2 separate regions of the Homo sapiens genome follow, and region 2 is linked to region 1. A link is a loop called in an ENCODE intact Hi-C map of the cell type or tissue named here. Cell type or tissue: OCI-LY7. All regions are shown on one strand. Each heading gives the region's core, and the rest is flanking DNA. Links, peaks and the distances in the headings are about the cores only. Region 1 holds the start of LOC105378493 (a long non-coding RNA gene). Region 2 has its middle 53 kb from the start of ADRB1.

What was found. A loop is a pair of places that touch in the nucleus more often than their neighbours do. Peaks named below come from ENCODE experiments on the same cell type or tissue, not always from the same donor. Only the 100,000 strongest peaks of a DNase experiment are listed, where the experiment ranks them.
Region 2: a loop joins it to region 1, with 2.5 times the contacts of the local background. A loop is called at or near these places in 3 of 110 quality-filtered maps.

What each region holds. Positions count from the first base shown.
Region 1 is chr10:114,021,023-114,030,591 of GRCh38, reverse strand. It overlaps LOC105378492 (a long non-coding RNA gene), which reads right to left. Exons shown (of 3, transcript XR_946332.1): 3 at 7,897-8,087. It overlaps LOC105378493 (a long non-coding RNA gene), which reads right to left and starts at 3,239. Exons shown (of 3, transcript XR_946333.3): 1 at 2,981-3,239; 2 at 2,759-2,889. RefSeq lists a silencer at 3,786-3,835 and enhancers at 4,106-4,215, 3,267-4,466, 5,487-5,826. In OCI-LY7, for the core only: no CTCF peak of the experiment used is centred there; DNase peaks (open chromatin) are centred at 5,101 and 5,751; H3K4me3 peaks cover 1,423 bases; H3K27ac peaks cover 2,313 bases.
Region 2 is chr10:114,091,951-114,101,519 of GRCh38, reverse strand. No RefSeq gene overlaps it. Among named protein-coding and RNA genes, the nearest start is that of ADRB1, 53 kb to the right of the region's middle. In OCI-LY7, for the core only: no CTCF peak of the experiment used is centred there; DNase peaks (open chromatin) are centred at 5,099 and 5,409; H3K4me3 peaks cover 1,270 bases; H3K27ac peaks cover 1,168 bases.

The sequences.
Region 1 (9,569 bases), core at 2,906-7,905:
AGTCACACAGCACCATGCTTAACTAATTTTTGTATTATTATTATTATTATTTTGTAGAGACAGGGTGTTGCTATGTCACGCAGGCTGGTCTCAAACTCCTGGCCTCAAGTGATCCTCCAGCCTCAGCCTCCTGAGTTGCTAGGGTTACAGGAGTGACCCACTGTGCCCAGCTCAGAAAATGATCGTTCACTGGACGACACACCTCCAGGAACAGCATAGCTGGGAGCTGTGCTCATTCCCCTTGGGCTCTTTCTCACCCCTCTGCTGCCCAGGAAGCAAACCCAGCTTCTCACCTTCACAGGTTTTAAAGCGTGAGTCAGGTACGAAACTCTCTGTCCCCTCAACATCATAAGACACAGGCCAGGCTCGCCAAAGATTCTTTTCAAGCCCCCTGCTTGGTGTGGGGGTGGCTGGGAGGAGCCATGGCACCCCTGCAACTCTACCCTGCAGGAACTCCAGGATTAATACCCAAGCCTCTTTTAAGACTCTAAGGATGAGGCTATAGGGTCCTTGGGCAGGGTTGTTTTTTTTTTTTTGGGTCACCCTCTGCGGTGTCTGCATGGAAGGTCTAGCACCTCTCTTTAGAATGTGTGGGCACCTAACACTCCTTTTCTTAGCTTTGGGGTCTCAGCTCAGACTGCAACGTCAGAAAGTCTTATTTTAACATCCTGTTCCATATAGGTTTGGTAGTTGAGCACACAGTTGTAATTAGAATTGCGGTGGAGGAAGAGGTGGGAGGGGAAGGATGCTGAAGAGTGTGTAGAGAAGAAAGACAGTCAAAGACAGGGGACACCAGCCTTAAAAGGTACAAAGGAGAAGAGCAACCCACACGCCCAAAAGAAAAAAAATTCCAAAATGTGGAGGTGAGATACTGGGAGGTGAGAGAAGACCTAGGAGAGAGTGCTCTTGTGGAAACAAAGAGAAGAGTTTCAAGAAGCAGATGCCAGGGGACAGAGAACCAACTCTCTGATATTTGAAGTGTTCCTAGAAATTAAAAATAAATAGATGAATAGCTCAACAGAAAATGGGCAAAGTCCATGAACAGATAGTTCACAGCCAAAGGAAGATAAATGGCCCTTCAACATTTGAAAAGATGCTCAGCGTCACTCTCAATAAAGGAACTGCAAGAGAAAACAACACTGAGATCCATTTCTCACTTTTGAGATTGGCAAGCATTTTGAGGATACTGTATTGGCAAGATTGTTGGGAGCTGAGCCTGTTCATGCATTGCTGGTCAAGAGTGTGAAATGGTCCCCTCCTGTGTAGGTGAACATGACTGTATCTACCTGAACCACACAAAATTCACTCTGACAAAGATAGTCACTCTACTCTCCTTGAAACTGTTTCTCACTTGAGTTCTGGGGCAGCAACTTTCCTGGTTTTCCTCCTATTTGATGAGTTCCTTCTTTTGAACCTTCTTTATTGGCTGGCCTCTAAACCTTGGAGTGCACAAATCCTCAATCTGGGATCCTTTTCTTCATCCACCTCATCCAATCCCATTGCTTATTTTTTTAATGCAGTAAATTACAAATAACATAAAACTCACCATTTTAAAGTGAATAAGCACATCCATAGAGATAGTAGATTAGTCATTGCAAGGGGCTGGGGGAAGGAAGGAATGAGGAATGAATGCTCAGTGGGTGAGGGGTTTCCTTTGGGGGTGATGAGAATGTTCTGGAAAGTGGTGATGGTTGCATGACCCTGTGGATGTCCTAAACACCACTGATTGTATACTTAATGATGGTTTTAATGGTAAATTTGATGTTATCCATTGATATTTTACCAATAGCAAGTCTGTCTGTGGATTTTCTTATTCTGGATGTTTCGTGTAAATGAAATAATTCATTTAGCGTAATGTTTACAAGGTTCATCCAGATTGTAGCATGTATCAGTAATCAGTACACCATTCCTTTTCATGGTTGAATAGTAGTGCATTACACACACACACACACACACGCACATTTTGTGTATCCATTCATCAGTTGATGGACATTTGCGTTCCTTCCACCATTTGACTATTGTGGGAAGGTTCTTTCTTGGTGTGAGGCCTGGGTCTACCCAGGTGAGGTAGGCCTGGGACTCCATCCTGGAGCCTCCCAGGTAGCACTGAAGCACTCAGACATAGGCTGGGGCTTCCCCTGGTGAGCAGGCTGGCTTTCAAACCAGACAGTCCAGAACAGTTGGGATGGGCCAGTTGCATAAAATCTCCTCGAAAAGTACAAAAAGAGCAGCTCAAATCACCTAAAGGGATCCTGACCTGACTCAGGTGGTGTCTTATCAGTGGCAGGCCATGCTGGGTACCTGAAGGCCAATGAAAGTGCCTTCCACCAATGAGCACTGCTGAGCCACCTACTCCACGTGGATGTCTCTGGGTTGTAAAGTAGTCTTTTATCCACAAAGCAAGTCAGATCCTTTTTCTGGATCTGGATTTTTTAAATCCATGACATCACCATTCTATTGCGTCAAAGGCACACTTTCTGCAGCTATACCTTTGCAATCCTTGGTTTGCCCCCCTCAATTCCCACTTTGTTTGAGGGGCACGGGGTTTTGGAGTGCCCACTCCTCCCATCTGCTAGCTGCATGACCTTGGGCAAGTTACTGCACACCTTAAATCCTCCACCTCTGCATCTGAAGGTTGATCAGACCCCTTGCAACCTCACAGGGTTGTTATGAGCATGAAATGAGCCATGCCCAGAACACTCAGCCATCCATGGCTGCCCACTGCCCTCCTGATTAGATCTGGCATTCAGACCCCCACCTCATGTTTCTCCGTAGCTCCACGGGGTCCGCCACAGGTTCTGTCACCCCTAGCAGGCCAGGTCCTGCATTTTTGCTCAACTTTTCCACTGCTTACGAGAAATCTTCTTTTCCTCAGGCTTTTCTTTTTTCCTGCATATATTTTTTAAAAACAAGAAACATGTATTAATTTTAAAATCGGGGGAAATAAAACCTCATCATTCATGTTGTTTTGAACACCCACCCTCACTTCAAAAGCCATGTCTCCGTAAACTCTTTCTCCGTCACTTCATCACCTGGAGTTGCTCACGCCTTTGAATGATCACTGGATTTTTAAAACCTCTTCCAGAGCTTGCAGCAAGCATTAGGCTTTCAGGTACTCAAAAGCAAATATATTTGGGGATTGACTACAAATGCACAACCAAATTGTTATAGAAATCAGAACTCTAAGTTCTCCAAGGGCAGAGCCTGATTTTTTACTCATTTGAGCATTTCCACTTTGATGTCTGATAACTGTCAGGCTAGACTGCCATACCCTTAGTTTAAATAAATATTTGCTTAATGGAATTGTTATCCAATGGATGTAAGAACAAGCAAGACTTACACGCCTTGTCTCTTATGAATAGAATAAAAATAACCCATGTAATTCATTAGATTAACTGATAAAAGGTTTTGTTCTTTTGCCTAGAGAGAGGCCTATAAAGGGATCATCTAGCAGGTTTTGTTTGCCAGATCCAGAGGTTTAATACTATTTGAGTGGTTGAATAACAGCAGCAATTCTAACGATATATCAGTTCATATCTATCTTTTGACTTTTCACTCATGAAAAATATTTGAAGTGCTTTTACAAGGGGCAGATCCTGCAAGAGGATGTGGTGCCGCCCCGAATTCCCGGCCTGGAAGAACAGTACAGTAATTGTGAAAGAATGTGCATCCCAGCGTGGGCTCTTCTCCATGAAGATTATAACCATTCACACTGCTGTGGGGGATTTCCCTTTACCTGCCTCTTACCTTATTTTATGGGAACAGTTTAATTACAAGGAAATGAACTCCATCTTTCAAATTTTCAGTTCCTCTGGGAGGTTCACACAGGAGAGCTAAGCACTGTTGTTTTACTCTTATTGACAAGAACGGAAGGCTGAATGAGACACAGTACCCACTATTTACTTGATCATGTGCTTACGTTTTCTGTTTTTCTAGATGTGAGTCAACAATTCTTGTTGCATGCTTACTGACTGTGATCACCATAGAACTGCCTTCTCTAAGCACCTTTCTGTTGTGCTGAAGTCTGTACAAATTAGGTTAGTCCCTGTCCAAAAGGAACTTGTCATTTAAAGCAGTATGAGGGCCAGTGTTTCTCAACTGGGGGCATTTTTGTCTCCCTGGCAGACATTTGGCCATGTCTGGGGACATTTTTAGGTGTTGAAACTGGAGAGGGGGCTGCTACTGGCATCTAGTTAGTAGAGGCCAGGGATACTGCCCCACATCCTATGATGCATAGGATGCCCCACAAAGAATTATCTGGCCCCAAATGTCAATAGTGCTGAGGTTGAGAAACCCTGATATAGACATATGGACTTAAATACACAAATATTTTTTAAAAATAAGTGATGGATTAAAAAATGTTTATGTGCGGCTGGGCATGGTGGCTCAGGCCTGTAATACCAGCACTTTGGGAGGCAGAGGCGGGTGGATCACGAGGTCGGGAGTTTGAGACCAGCCTGGCCAACGTGGTGAAACCCCGTCTGTACTAAAAAATACAGAAAGAAATTTAGCTCGGCGTGGTTGCATGTACCTGTAATCCCAGCTAGTCAGGAGGCTGCGGCAGGAGAATTGCTTGAACCTGGGAGGCAGAGGTTGTAGCGAGCTGAGATCACGCCACTGCACTGCAGCCTGGGTGACAGAGCAAGACTCCGTCTCGGAAAAAAAAAAAAAAAAGGAATGTACGTGTGCTTCACAGAATGTCTTAGTCAAGAAATCAGAGGAACAGAGGACAGTTGGATGGCCCCAGGTGGCAGAGTTGATCATCTTTTTTCCAGTATTTGAGCAGATTTTGTGAGAGGGATAAAGACAGTAAAGGAGATCACTTGGGATCCAAAAGATCTTCAGGAGAACCTCTGGTAAATCAACATCATTCTGATTTTTAACATCAGAGTCTACATTGGATAAAAATGCCAATCATTCAGGAAAAGATCACTACGAGCAAGGATTTTAAATTGGAAGACGTGGACTTTATTCTGTGATTACGAAATTGCTCAAAAAGGCCAGAAACAACTTAAAGTTCAGAATCATATTAATTCGAAGACCAAAAAAGAGGAAGCATTCAGCCAGCTCAAAGAAATTATTGCATCATTTCCTTGTGTGCGGTTTAGGTTAAAAATAACCTCTAATCCTTGTCAAGAGTAAACTGTCTTGTCAAAGAGAATTAGGAAATTACCTCAGGGCGGGGGTTACAGGGTGGGGTAGAGAAGGAGCAGTTCATCAGGAAGAAATTACTTGCTGCATTTTGAGATGAACATTTCTGAATGACTGAAGAAAATGTGGGGCTAAGGGAATAGGGACTCCGATGGGAGACAGGAGGAACGTGCATGGGGCATGTGTGTGTGTTGTGGGGGTAGGTGAAGAGGGAGGCACTGGAGTGTCCCTGCCATGGAGGTGGCTGCCCTGGGTGGCTTGAACTGCTGGGCCATGGGGTGTTCTTCTCTTCTCCGTCTTGGGCAGCCTGCTTTGGCCTTGGGTGCTCACAGAGATAGAGTGTAAACCACAAGCTCTGTGCCTATTGGGCCATGAAGCGAAATTCGATAAAGGCTGACCTTCGGCTGAGCCCCAAAGCCATCTCAGCACCTCGACATCACCACAACATCACCACAACACCCCGGAGACAAGAACAGACATGTTCTTTAGAGGGTCATGGCTGCACTAGCTGTAAAGAAGTGGAGAGGGAGAATATATGCCAAAAAAAGGCAGCTTCTTGACCTTCAGATTCCTGCTGCCAGCTTCCTGTTTGCCACTGGGTTGCAAACTCCATAAAGCAAAAACCAAGCACAGGGGCTGTACGAGTGCCCTGTGTTCTCATTGTAGATGCTCCAATATTGGCAAATGTGACTTTCAAGTGTGGTGATGTCCTATCCCTCCAGCCTTGTGCAGTATTGTTTCGTGGTTTCCTTGTAATTTGGGACAAAGCATGTTGCTCTGGAAGCAATCAACAAGACTCATGCCAGAGTTCGTGTGAATATGCATGTTGTGGAAATCGGCACTGAAAAATTAAGGATTTTTTTTTTTTGAGGAGCTACATTGTACTGAAGTTGAAGAAAATATACACATTTGGTCTTTCTTTCTTTCTTTCTTTCTTTCTTTCTTTCTTTCTTTCTTTCTCTTTCTTTCTTCCTTCCTTCCTTTTTCTCTCTTTCTTTTTTTTTTTTTTTTTTGTGAAATGGAGTCTCGCACTGTCACCCAGGCTGGAGTGCAGTGGCGTGCGATCTCTGCTCACTGCAAGCTCTGCCTCCCAGGTTCACACCATTCTCCTGCCTCAGCCTCCCAAGTAGCTGGGACTACAGCTACTCTTTCTTTCTTTCTTTCTTTCTTTCTTTCTTTCTTTCTTTCTTTCTTTCTTTCTTTCTCTTTCTTTCTTTCTCTTTCTTTCTTTCTTTCTTTCCTTTCTTTCCTTCCTTCCTTCTTTCTTTCTTTCTTTTCTTTCTCTTTCTTTCTTTCTTCTTTCTTTCTCTCCTTCTTTCCTTCCTTCCTTCTCTTTCTATCTCTCTCTCTCTTTCTTTCTCAAAACCACAATCACTCCGAGCATGGCTTTTAGTTCATGAACAGTACCACAATGTCCTGTGTAATAAGCAAAATAAATAAGCAAGAGAAACATGTTTTTCTGAAAACAATATAACCCATGTGGTGAAATAGAAGGAACAGAGGCTGGATCTGGGTATAAGTCCTAACTTGCCACTTGCTAGTTATATGTCTTCTGATATTTGGTTATTTCATCAGCAGAATGGAAAAGACATTTCTTCCTTCCTAGGACTATAATGTGGAATGAATGAGCCAATGTATGTAGGATTCTTGCAAGGTGCCTGGCATTTGATACTTAATAAATAGTATTTATTATCATAAAAATTTGTGTTATAAGTGCTATATCTCTAAGAGACATCTTTCCATCAGTGATTGCATATCACATTATATAATATGCCACAAAACCATACAGCTACCAGTAGTCAGCTCGATAAAAGCCAACATTTATCATCCACATTGTCACCAAAAAATTTATGTGAGGCGCTCACCATGTAGAATTACAACTTGCTCACTTGTTTGCGAGTTCTGTAAGCAGTGGGAAATTAAAAGTATGTGTGTGTACGTCAGTGTAAATCTGTTAGAAAAATGCACCATAAAGAATGACATCATTTGGTTTGAAGGCTAAGAAGATTTGGTCAGCAGACGCATGCGGTAGCTCAAGGGAGATACTGGGACTCTAGCCAATAACTTCTGACCTACAGACAAGAGAAGAAACTCTGGGAACTGAAAGGTCTCTTATCACATTTTAATTCAAAAAATAAAATCTTGCACTCCAGAGCCAGAATCTATAAATGGAATAAGATATCAGGAAGAGTGGTGTTCAGTGACAAATAGTGCATTTGGCAAAGAGCATTCCACATGTGGCATCAGAGAAGCAAGGAACTCTTTCCACAAGTATTTCTCCAAGCTTACCATCGAAACAGATGGACGGCAGGAATTTAATGCTGTGCATTGATAGGACAATCTCAATGCCAGGGAACTTTGACACACAGGAGCTTAAAAATGGGGAGATCTATTGACTGATTGGTCCATCCATCCATCCATCCATCCACCCACCCATCCATTCATTTCTATTCATCCATTCAACCAACATTAATTGAATGCACACTCTTTGCCAGGCCTTGGCTGAGAGGCCAAAGCTACAAAGAAGAAAAGGCTCAATTCTATTTCTCAAGGATCTTACAAAGAACTGGATAGGCAGGCACAGTCAAAAAAAGATGCTCAAAATTTGGTGAGTTACACATGGGCTGGATATACAGCAGACTTTAAGTAAATACTATGTGAAAACAATAACAATAAAACACAGATCTGTGGCAAGAGATGCCATTTCCAGCTCTCTCTTGATGATTTTATTTGAGGGTAAAGGACTTTTAGCAGTTTGGGGGGAAAAAGCTGCACGAAGTAGGTGACTCTTGTCTCTTTTTCCAGCCCACGTTCATCATCTCCGGAGAAAACAACTCCTGTGGCTTGAAGCCTTTAATGGAGCCAGTTCTCCCCCACAGGCTGTCTTCACTTCCAGGGAGGGAGGGTTATTTACTGCATGCTTCATCATTGACGATCTGCATGGAGAGAACACAGGAATCACATTCACTTTGAGCCGCTGAGTGGCCTGGACGGGAGCCATCTGTGTGCACTCTTCCTTTATCTCGTGTGTGTGTCGGGGGTAGCCAGGAGTGCATTTTAGAAAGAAATACTTGGAAAAGTTAATGAAACAGCACAAAATGTAATTCCCAGTTCAATATCGAGTTGCCATTTGTTGTTCATTTTAGTTTGTATTTTGTGCGTTTTGCCAAGGACTCACATAAGCTTTGCTTTTTTTGAATTAGGATTATAAATCACGTGGAAACTCTGGTGACATTTAAAAAAAATTGAACGCAGCACCTGTCTGTTTTAAACATTAGCAATGCTGAAATTGGTTTTCATATAACTGTGAGCTATAATAACTTTCACCTACTTGGAATTGGTTTGTAATTTTGACATGAACTGATGAGAGCCAAAATATTGTTAAGCTTCCCCCTGCCTTCCAGACCCAGTTTGGATTTGAGGGATTCTGGAGATTTGTGATTTGAAAGTAATCATTGTAAAACACATCATCATTAATCAAATTACTGAGACCACAGTGTACAGGGTGTTCCATTCCCAGCTTTCGGGAATCATCCCATCAATTCTAATCTGGCCATTGTCACTAGGGTAGACAAAGAATCAATCAAATCAACAAGTATTTATCCAGAGCTTAGTACGCACTTAGCACAGTTCCAGGGTACTATTTGGAAGGAGGGTAGGAGAGGGTAGAAGATGTGTAAGACACATTCCTTCATTATCTGAACAAGCAAGGAGGAAAATGGCAATTGTTTCTTCAAAATGCTGCCTGCCTTGATCATTAGCTTTGAATAGCTGTATGATTTCAAGTTGCAAGGTTAGAAATGTAACTGCTTTGTACTTTCAAAGTGAAATGAGTTATTTGGTGAGAAAAATCCCTCACATTTATTGTACTGGTCTGGTGTTTTCTTTTGACAATTGCTGCTGATTTTGGCAGCATAGGAAAGACCCTACATCCTGTCTGCTGAGGAGCACAACAGTATAGAAAGGGCTTCAAAGGAATTATTTCCCCCCTGGCATCCCCATTGCTGAGTGAGTGGGCAAATGACCAGCAAGGCCCTGCTTGCCAGTTGGTATTGTGCCTCCTCATAAGGAAGCTGACCAGCAGGCAGATAGACAGACATTGATGTTCTGCCCGCGTTCCTGGAAAAGGGGGAAGCGGCCAGGTTACATAATGGTCTGACTTTTTAGAGAAGTCCAGTTTTCCAAAAAATAAATCCACAACTGTGAAGTAGAAGGGAAACTTTCTCCTGTACTGCCAGAAGGCATTTCAAAGCATCTGTAATTATTTTTAACAGTTTCATTGAGGTATAATCTACATAGCAGAAAATTCATGCACTGTAAGTGCACAGTTAAATAAGTTTCAGAAAATGTGTCCATTTGTACAACCATACAACCATCACTACAATTCAGTTTTAGAAAACTTCCAATACCTCAAAACA
Region 2 (9,569 bases), core at 2,732-7,731, 71 kb before region 1:
GGCCATGTGGCCACATGGCTTTCTGGTAAAGGATCTATTTCTTGGCTTGGCGAAGAAGGAGGGAGAGAAGCATTTTCCTGCTTCCAGATGAAGTCAACACAATCATTTCCTTCTTCCCTCCCCACTCTGCAGGCCGGGAGCTGGGCGCTTTCTCTCTCTGGCTTCCTGGAAAGGGTTATTGGAAACGGGGCCGTACGTGAATCAAAGGATGCAGAGCGAGGAGGGAACCGAGCCTGCCACGGTCAGGGGCGGCGCGAGGCGGGGAGCCCAGGCTCTGCGGAGGGAAAAGCCGGGCGCGGAGGAGCTTCACCCTCTTTTCGGAGCCCTGTCATTTATTTGTCCCAGTGTCTGAGCAGAGCTTTGAACGGTGCCGTCGAAGTGGAAAGCGAGCTGGGAAGAGCTCCCGTTTGGAGCTTCCAGCCGCTTCGTTCCGACTGCAGCTGCCAGCCCCTGTGGCTTCCCAGCTTATCACTGGCTGCGGTTTCCCACGGCGTGAACCACGGCCCTGACCTTCTGTTTCCGTCCAGAGCCCACGCTTCACTGGCTTTTAGGATTTTCCGAGGGATCGCCTGTCTCCGTCGGCGCCCCTGTCCTCCCCGCCTCCTCCTTCTGCTCCGGGTCCCTGGCAGCTCTGGGATGCGGAGCCAGGCTTCCCTCCTCCCTGAGAACTCCGGTCCCCTCTCATGTCGTTCTCTCCCTCTGTAGGTGCGTTTCTGGCTTGATAGGGAATTTTTCTCACGGAGCCACTTCCACGTGGAGTAGGAGAATTTTTACTTTTGTGGCTGAGTACGTTTCTGGAGCTTGGATAATAATACTGGGACATATCTAGCAATGTGCAGACTTGCTTTTCACGGTGAGTGAAAAGTACGACTTTTACTATTAAGAACTCTGTTGTGCTGCGTTAAGAGCTGGAACTGAGTCCTCATTTGAGGACTGTTAGGAAGATGGACAATCACCCACCATTCCCCGGGAACCACATCCGATGCGTGCACGTTACCGTGCCTGTCTGGAGACCAGCGGACTTCAATTCGCCTTACTTCAAAGGTCACTGGGAGGGAAGGTTGGGTGCCTCACTCATGGTCTGACATATCTGAGTCACACATCTCCCAAGCCACCATGTCACAGCCCGGGTGGGGCACCAGCCTCTCCACTCAGCATGAGGATTACAGGTTTGAAGTTGGCTTTTGTTGACACAATTGGAACCATTGCCAATTGTTTATATTTTGATAAGGATCTAACAATCATCTTGAAAACCACAAAGATGGTGATCATGAAGACACAAAGGCATATTTCTAATGAATTCAAGTTCATGTATGTTATCTAAATCAATGAGTAGGAAATTGAATTCTCAAAACACTGAGGTTTTGGTCTTGGAGCTGGGCAGGGTGCGAAATCATCATCTAGGGCGGTCGTTCGGCGGAACCTGGCTCAGAACACAGAATGTGGCCATCTGGCGGTTGCACATATGGATTACGTCTCTGTCACTTTCAGCAGTTACTATTACTTTTTTCTTTAGACAGTCTTGCTCTGTCGCCCAGGCAAGATCAGGGGCGTGATCTTAACTCAACAATCTCTGCCTCCTGGGTTCAAGCAATTCTCCTGCCTCAGCCTCCCAAGTAGCTGGGATTACACACCTATGCCACCATGTCTGGCTAATTTTTGTATTTTTAGTAGAGGCAGGGTTTCGTCATGTTGGCTGGGCTGGTCTTGAACTCCTGACCTCAGGTGATCCGCCCACCTCGGCCTCCCAAAGTGCTGGGATTACAGGCGTGAACCACTGCACCCAGCCCAGCAGTTAGTATTTTAACCAAGTAGTGCCTAATCTCTGCTCCCCTGATAAACTCAGCAGCGACCCCCTGCCCTGTATCCCACGCTACTCCACTTCCAGCAGGGACAAAAGCGTTTTCCAGCCCTTTCAGCAAGGGGGAGTGCTCTGCCCAGAATAGAGCTTCACTCCTCGGCCACCCATTCCCCAGCCATCCAGCACTGAGGGACTCTTGTTCCCACTGCTTTGAGAAATGTCCCCTGAGAGGTCAGACCCAGTTTGGACACTGCAAGCCTTCCTTCCCGAGGCAGGGAGGAAAAGGTGAAATGGCCCCATAATGCAAAACATTGCTCACACCCAGGTTTCACTTCCTGGTCAGAACGCAAAGCAAAACCACCTGCTCCAACTCAGTCTCTGGAAGGGTCCCTGGGAAGCAGGGAAAGGAGAAACAGTAGAATTAAAAAGTAGGCCTCCTGGCCCAGTGCAGGGGCTCACACCTGTATTCCCTGCACTTTGGGAGGCCGACGTGGGCAGATCACTTGAGGTCAGGAGTTCAAGACCAGCCTGGCCAACGTGGTGAAACCCCATCTCTACTAAAAATACAAAAAATTAGCCAGGTGTGGTGGTGGGTGCCTGTAATCCCAACTACTCGGGAGGCTGAGGCAGGAGAATTGCTTGAACCCAGGAGGTGGAGGTTGCAGTGAGCCGAGATTGTGCCACTGTACTCCAGCCTGGGTGACAGAGCCAGACTCCCCCTCAAAAAAAAAAACAAAAACAAAAACAAAGTGGGCCTCCTGTGGGTGAGCAGAGTCCCTTCTGGCTTGGGTGGGGAGGGGAGAAGATGCGCTTTTGTTAAACCCACAGGAAATAAGTCAAGGTCAAAAAGCTGTTTGAATTGGAGTCAGATCTATCTGAAGAAGTCTAATTTGTGTCAGAATCTTTGTCATTCTCTGCCTGTTGCTCAAATAGGGCATGTGATTATTGAACAAATCACGAGAGATAAGGAGGGCTGTTTCAGCTTTCCCTGGAGGTGGGGTGAGGGTCATAAGGAGTGGGGACTGGGGACCATGTATTATTTCCCAGTGCTGCCTAGGATCGAAGAAACAGTTTGTTGTAAATATTAATTGAATCAATGTTGCCTGAAATTAAAGGAACATTATAATTCGTGCCTGTGTGTATAACCCTCAGGCAATTAAACGGTGTAGAAGTCAGTCAGTCAGAGGCCCACTATGCAATAGCAGCTGTGAGGCAGTGTTTCCCCACCTAAATAAATTGTTTTATTTGATAAAGAATTTTCAAGCTGGATGCGGTGGCTCATGCCTATAATCCCAGCACTTTGGGAGGCCAAGGTGGGAGTATTGCTTGAACCCAGGAGCTCAAGACCAGCTTGGGCAACATGGCAAGACCCTGTCTCTACAAAAAATAAATAAAATAAAATAGCCAGGCATGGTGGCACGTGCCTGTGGTCCCAGCTACACAAGAGGCTATGGTGGGAGGATCGCTTGAACCCAGGAAGTTTTGGCTGCAGTGAGCTGTGATCATGCCACTGCACTCCAGCCTGGGTGACAGAGAGAGACCCTGTCTCCAAAAACAAAAAAAAAAAAAAAAAAGGAATTTTCAAACTGGGGCATATGGACAAAAGTTCACTCTTCTTACTGGGTGTGAGACCTCAGGTGAGTTACTTAACCTCTTTGAGCCTGTATTAGTTTGCTAGGACTGCCATAACAAAAGATCACAGACCGAGTGGTTTAAACAACAGAAAGTATTTTCTTACAGTGCTGGAGGCCAGACATCGGACATCAAGGTGTCAGCAGGTTTGCTTTCTCCCGAGGCCTTTCTCCTTGGCTTGCAGATGGCCACTTTCTTGCTGTGTTCATATGGTCTTCCCTCTGTGTTTGTCTGTGTCCTAATCTTCTCTTCTTATAAGGACACCAGTCAGATTGGATGAGAGCCCACCCTCATGACCCCATTTCAACTTAATTACTTATTTAAAGGCCCCTTCTCCAAATATAGTCACATTGTGGGGTTCGGGGGGGTGGTTAGGGTTTCAGCATATGAATTTTAGGAAGACAGAATTCAGCCCATAACAGAGCGCCAGTTTCCTCACTGGTAAAACGGATAAAATTTGCCCTCCTTTCTTGTTTTGAGACTCAAATGAGGTAAAGTAAGAAAAAGGACTTTGGAGGGTGTCAGGTGCTAGACAAAGGAAAGTGGTCATCCCATAGAGGTGGGACAGACCGCTTCGGACGATGTGCCTATAGGTCTGGTGAAAAGTTGTATTCTCTGTACACACCCAAGATTTGGAGGCCAAGTTCCTTGTGAAAAGATACATTTGCAAAGAGGCTACTAAATGTCATGCCTTGTTGGGAATTTGAGCCTAGAGTGATATTGCAAATAAAACATTCATTTATTTATCCATCACCATCATCGACTGCACGCCTACTCCGTGCTGGGCCCTGTGAGGGCCCTCACCTATTGCTGAGGCCAGATGGCAAGGAGGCTGGGTGAACTCAACAGGAAATTGAGCAGAGAGTGGACTCCTGGTTTGCCTTCTCTACAGCTTTCAGGGAGCTTCACTGAAAATCTCTCTTGCAGTCAACAACTTCCCTCTGGCTTTCTCTTCCTCAGTTATAAATGGCTTCTCAGGATCCGGAAGTTCGGAAGAACTTGGATGTCATCCTGGGTCTGGAAGTGGAGCCACATGGGTCAAACTCAGGCTGGGACGAAATTCACTTCCTGTCATTCTTAGGGACTGGGTATCTGACACAGTGAGATAAGCCTGGGTTCTATGAAAGACAAGGGCCAGTTACACACACCTCTACACAACTCTCCCCCCAACACATGCACACACACATACACACACACACATGCACAGAGTCCAGAAGAGCTTGCACCTTGGCTAGAGAAAGCAGCATTGGTAGTTTTTAGTGTTAGGAATTTCCAACCCATACTGAAAGCGTGTGCTTAGTTCACAGAGGGCAAAATAATACCATCGTGCACCACTGACCTCTGTCTCTTGGCTTTTGAAATTTCAAAGCTGAATAAGAAGCATAATGCCCACCCCGCCTACCTCAGCTATGGGAACCCCTTTTCTGTTGGGCTCTACTTCATGTGATAGGGGTGAAAGAAGATGAGAAACACAGCTCTGTACCCCCATGGGCATCCAACAGCAACATGGTGACACCTTCATTTCTTTTTGGTGCCAAGTCCTGAGTTTGAAGTCTTATTCTTCAAGAGGAATCCCAAGAAGAAATAAGTCAGCAGCTACAAAATGAATACTGCAATACATTGAGGTAGACACCAGCCTACAGTCCTAAGGCAGGAAGGGGCAAAAAGAGCAACAGGAAAGTACAGCTTGCTACATGAAAAAAGCAATCTCAAAAGAATGGGAAGATGGACCTCAGGCATTTAAGGTTTTACCTCGGAACGCCAGACTATTCTGTATCTTGGAAACACTCTTTCTTTTTCTTTGGACTTCAATCTTTATTTCCAAATCAGGACTGGAAATGGGAATTATGAAGCCAAAAATATCAAACAGCCTCAGATCCTTTGGTTAAAAACATCAGCGGCAACACACGACTGAGCTTACCTCCCCCATTCTTGACATTTCATTATAAGAGGAAAACCACAAGCCGAACTTAGCAAAGGCTGTTATAATTAACTCACAAGCCCTCGTGTGCTTACTAGTGGTTTTTAAGTTTCTGAGGCTTAGATGTAATGTAAGATGTGTTATTTAATATGCATTATGGAGGGAGGAAACAAAGACACATTTTTATTCTCTTTTGCTATACAGCAGCCTGGTTGGTTCCATTCCATCCATTTAATTTACTGTTTCCAGGCACAAGGGAATTGTTTCCATGTGACACTTATCTATATAAATTTGGGATAAACGGAATTAACGTGTCAATTGAGGTTCTTGATGGCAAATAACAGAGACCAAGTCTGGCCCTGTGAGGCAAAAAAGGAATTTATTAAAGTGTATTAGGTGACTCAGAATCCCAGGAGGCTGCAGAGTGAAGCTGGGAGGCTGTGTATCCCGCGACCATTCCGCAAATCAGTTCTAGCGGTGGTCCGGTGGATGGATACCCTCCTGTCTTTGCTCTGGGCAGAGATGCTGCAGCTTGCCCTGAGAGCACCCTGACATTGCACAAGCTGCTGGGTCTCCTGTAAACTGGCTGTAGTGGCCACCATCCTGCCAGTGCGCCCACAAGTCCTAACTGGGCTCCCCTGGTTCTCATTTGGTGCCCCCTTCTCATGTTCCTCCTCTAAAGATCTCTACTCGAATCCCGCTCCCTGCCCATTTTGGTTACCCTTACCCAAAGGAAGGGGGCTCACACTCTAGAAACACACACACACACACACACACACACACACACACACCCCCTGTACCCCAGTGGCTTTTGCCCAGGTTGGAGTCATTTTATCCGCAGTGGCCCCTGGGGCTTCATGGTCAGTGATGTTGAGAGAGGTGGTCCAGACCCTGTGGTGATCAAGTTCCCCAGGCAGGGTCTCCTTGTTCCCAATCCTGCCGTGGACTTGGAAGGCACTCCTGATTCTTTACTTAACCATTTAGAGCAAGCTCACACATGTCTCCAAAGGACAGATGTCAAGCCTTGGGAGACAGTATATTCTGAACTCATATCAGGAAAGAAGAGTCTTATATTCATTGCAAGGTTCTTTTCTGACATGGTCTGTGAGCCTCATTTTTATGCAGAGTGGTTACCTTGGAATCCCCCAAGACAGTTTCAGGCCCACACTATTTTCTATTGGCTACTCCCATTGGTGGACCTGGCCAGGGCTCCTGGCTGACTGTGTATGGCAAGATCCTTCCCCATCTCCCTCTTCGGGGTGGGGGATAGTACAGGGCCCGGTGCTGATGCTTCCCATCACCATGTGATGTCACTCCTCATGTGCGGGTGGGGCAAGGCCATATACAGAACATTTGAGGTGGTGGAATTACCAGCTTGAGAATTAACCGTTCCTACTTTTCTCAAGTTGTAAGCTCTACGACAAAGAAAAAGAGGTAGCTTTTTTCCCTTCTTATCCCAAATGAGGAGCCAGGTTCCGTGTCCTGGATGTCTGAACTTCTTTTATCTCCAAGGAGCATTAGATATCTTTGTTTTCAACAGTCGGAGTTCCTGTGTGAGACAGTACACAACCCACTGGAACGACAGGGCTCTGTGGGGTGAAGAGGAGGACAAAGGGAGCAGAGCCCCAAGGCTGGTGGGAGGGCAGGAGAGGAGACTCTGGAACAGTGCAGGGCACTCCCACGGGCAGGCACTACCTCAAGGAAGGTGACAACTTGGATAATGGCTGCCTGCCTGGAGGCCAGTGAAGGACAGGGTACTGATCTGTCATGCAGGGCCCTGATAGCCAAGGCAAGTGTCTCCCAGTACCGAACCTAGAATGCAGGGGCTGGCAAACTTGGTATATTAGTCCGTTCTCACATTGCTGATAAAGACATACCCGAGACTGGGTAATTTATAAAGGAAAAAGGTTTAATGGAGTCACAGTTCCACATGGCTGGGGAGGCCTCACAATCATGGCAGAAGGCAAAGAGAAGCAAAGGCACATCTTACATGGCAGCAGGCAAGAGAGCTTGTGCAGGGAAACTCCCATTTATAAAACCATCACATCTCATGAGACTTATTCACTATCACGAGAACAGTATGGGGGAAACTGCCCCCGTGATTCAATTATCTCCACCTGGCCCCATCCTTGACACGTGGGGATTATTATAATTCAAGGAGAGATTTGGGTGGGGACACAGCCAAACAATATTGCTTGGCATAAACTGCCTGTTGGCACCAGGATGGACCTGACCTGGGCTTGCTGAGCTAGTGAGGCTTGACTCAGACAGAACCACAGCACTGGAAAGACAGCGGTGGGCAGTGGGCTATGCCCACAAGCACATAAGGTGATGCAAGGCAAACCAGCTGAGTACGACCCTAGACTTAGAGAATTGTTTAGGGCCCCTCTATGTTCCCAGAGGTCCCGTACAGCCCAAGAGTAGGGGTGGCAGCACCAGAGAGTAAAAAGGATATTGGATTTCTTCCTAACTCTTCAAAAGACACTTGTTTTGGAATGATTTCAGATTTGTGGAAATGTTGCAAAGATCATACAGAAAGTTTACGTCCTTCACCCAGCTTTTACCATTGTTACATTTCCATGGTACATTTGTCAAAACTCAGAGATGTCATTAGTACCTTTTATTACTAACTAACTTCCAAACTCTGTTCGAATGTCACCAGTGTTTTCATTAGTGCCCTCCTTCTGTTCCAGGAGCCACTTCTGTGTACCTTAAAGCATCTAGTCGGCATATGTCCCCAGTCTTCTCTGGCCTATGACAGTTTCTCAGGCTTGCCTAGTTTTTTGTGACCTTGACACCTTGAATAGTACTGTCCAGCTAGCCTGTGGAATGTCTCCCAAACTGGGTTTGTGGAGATTTTTCTTACGATTAGATTTTTCTTATGATTAGTGGTGGGATTTGGGGAAGTGCCCTTCTTATCCCATCACATGGAAAGTATACCGTACCCACATGGCATCACCAGTGTGCCAGCCCTCATCACTTCATTAGGGTGATGTCTGCTGGGGTCACCACTGAAAGAATTCTTTCCCCTTTCTCTATTCTATTCTTTATAAGCCACCCTAACACCTTTTAATTTGCAATAGAAAAATAAAGAAGTGCGATGCTATTTGCAACTGAGTGTCATGGAAGAATTCTTGCCTGTTATATTTGTCTTTGAGCAAGGGTTTTCTTGAAGCCATCAACCAAAAGTAGTAACTCTAATGGTAGGAATTTCAGGCTTTGTGACAGTTGGGTGTGGGCGTGTGGGCTTCGGCGACAAACGTAAGCAGCGTTCTCCAACCTACCACTCAGGCAGTGCCCTGCTCCGCCTGGATATGGGGACAGACCACGGAGAGTTTGTTTATAAAACCTTGGTATAGGGTTTGAAAACTTAACACTCCTATACACACGAGGGACCATCTTACCAATTATTTTCTAATGCAGGATGTGAGTGCACATTTAGAAGGGGTGTTGATTGTTTACTCAGGACAAATTAAGCATCTTTGGTGTGGAGCATAATTAAAGAAATATGGTCCCTTTCTATTTCAAATCCAATGAGACAGTCACTCGATTTCAAGAGCAAGACCTTTCCCACACCTTTGAAATTGGAAGCTATTCAAGGATAGCTATGGAGACAAGCATGCAACAACCCCTACGTCAGTGTTCATGATCCTTAAGTAAAGGGATGCTGCCTCCAGAGTCTTGTTGTTGCCAGTTTCAGCTATTTTTCCAACTGCTTTTGATGACCCTGAGAGTTATGGATCTTCAGACTTAATGCTTTAGACAGAAAGTACTTTTGCCGTTGGAATCAGCAGAAAGTTTCTATGAATCATTCAGAATATCAGAAATGACAGTCAAAGTAGTTACTGGAACATTACAGAAGTTGTTTATGGGGCTTCTGACTTGTAAAGAAGCAATGAATTTTGCAGCAGACTTAGAGCAATAAAGCACCATGATGTTTATTCACATGCTGTGCTGTCAAAATTAAAATTCAGTTCCATACATCTTTGACTTGGATCTTCAATAGAAATCATCTCCTAATATCCCATTAACGGGGGTTGTCACCATTGTTCTGCAGAAGGTTAGAGTGAGGTGGAGATTTGATGGAAGTCTTTGAAGAGACTGTGGAAGTCAGGACGAGGCCTATGTGACTCTGAGTTCTGGAAGGCCTGGCTAACCTTCCTGAAGTCAAGCTTCTGACTTAAAGATCAACGCTGAAGCTTACCTCCCACACCC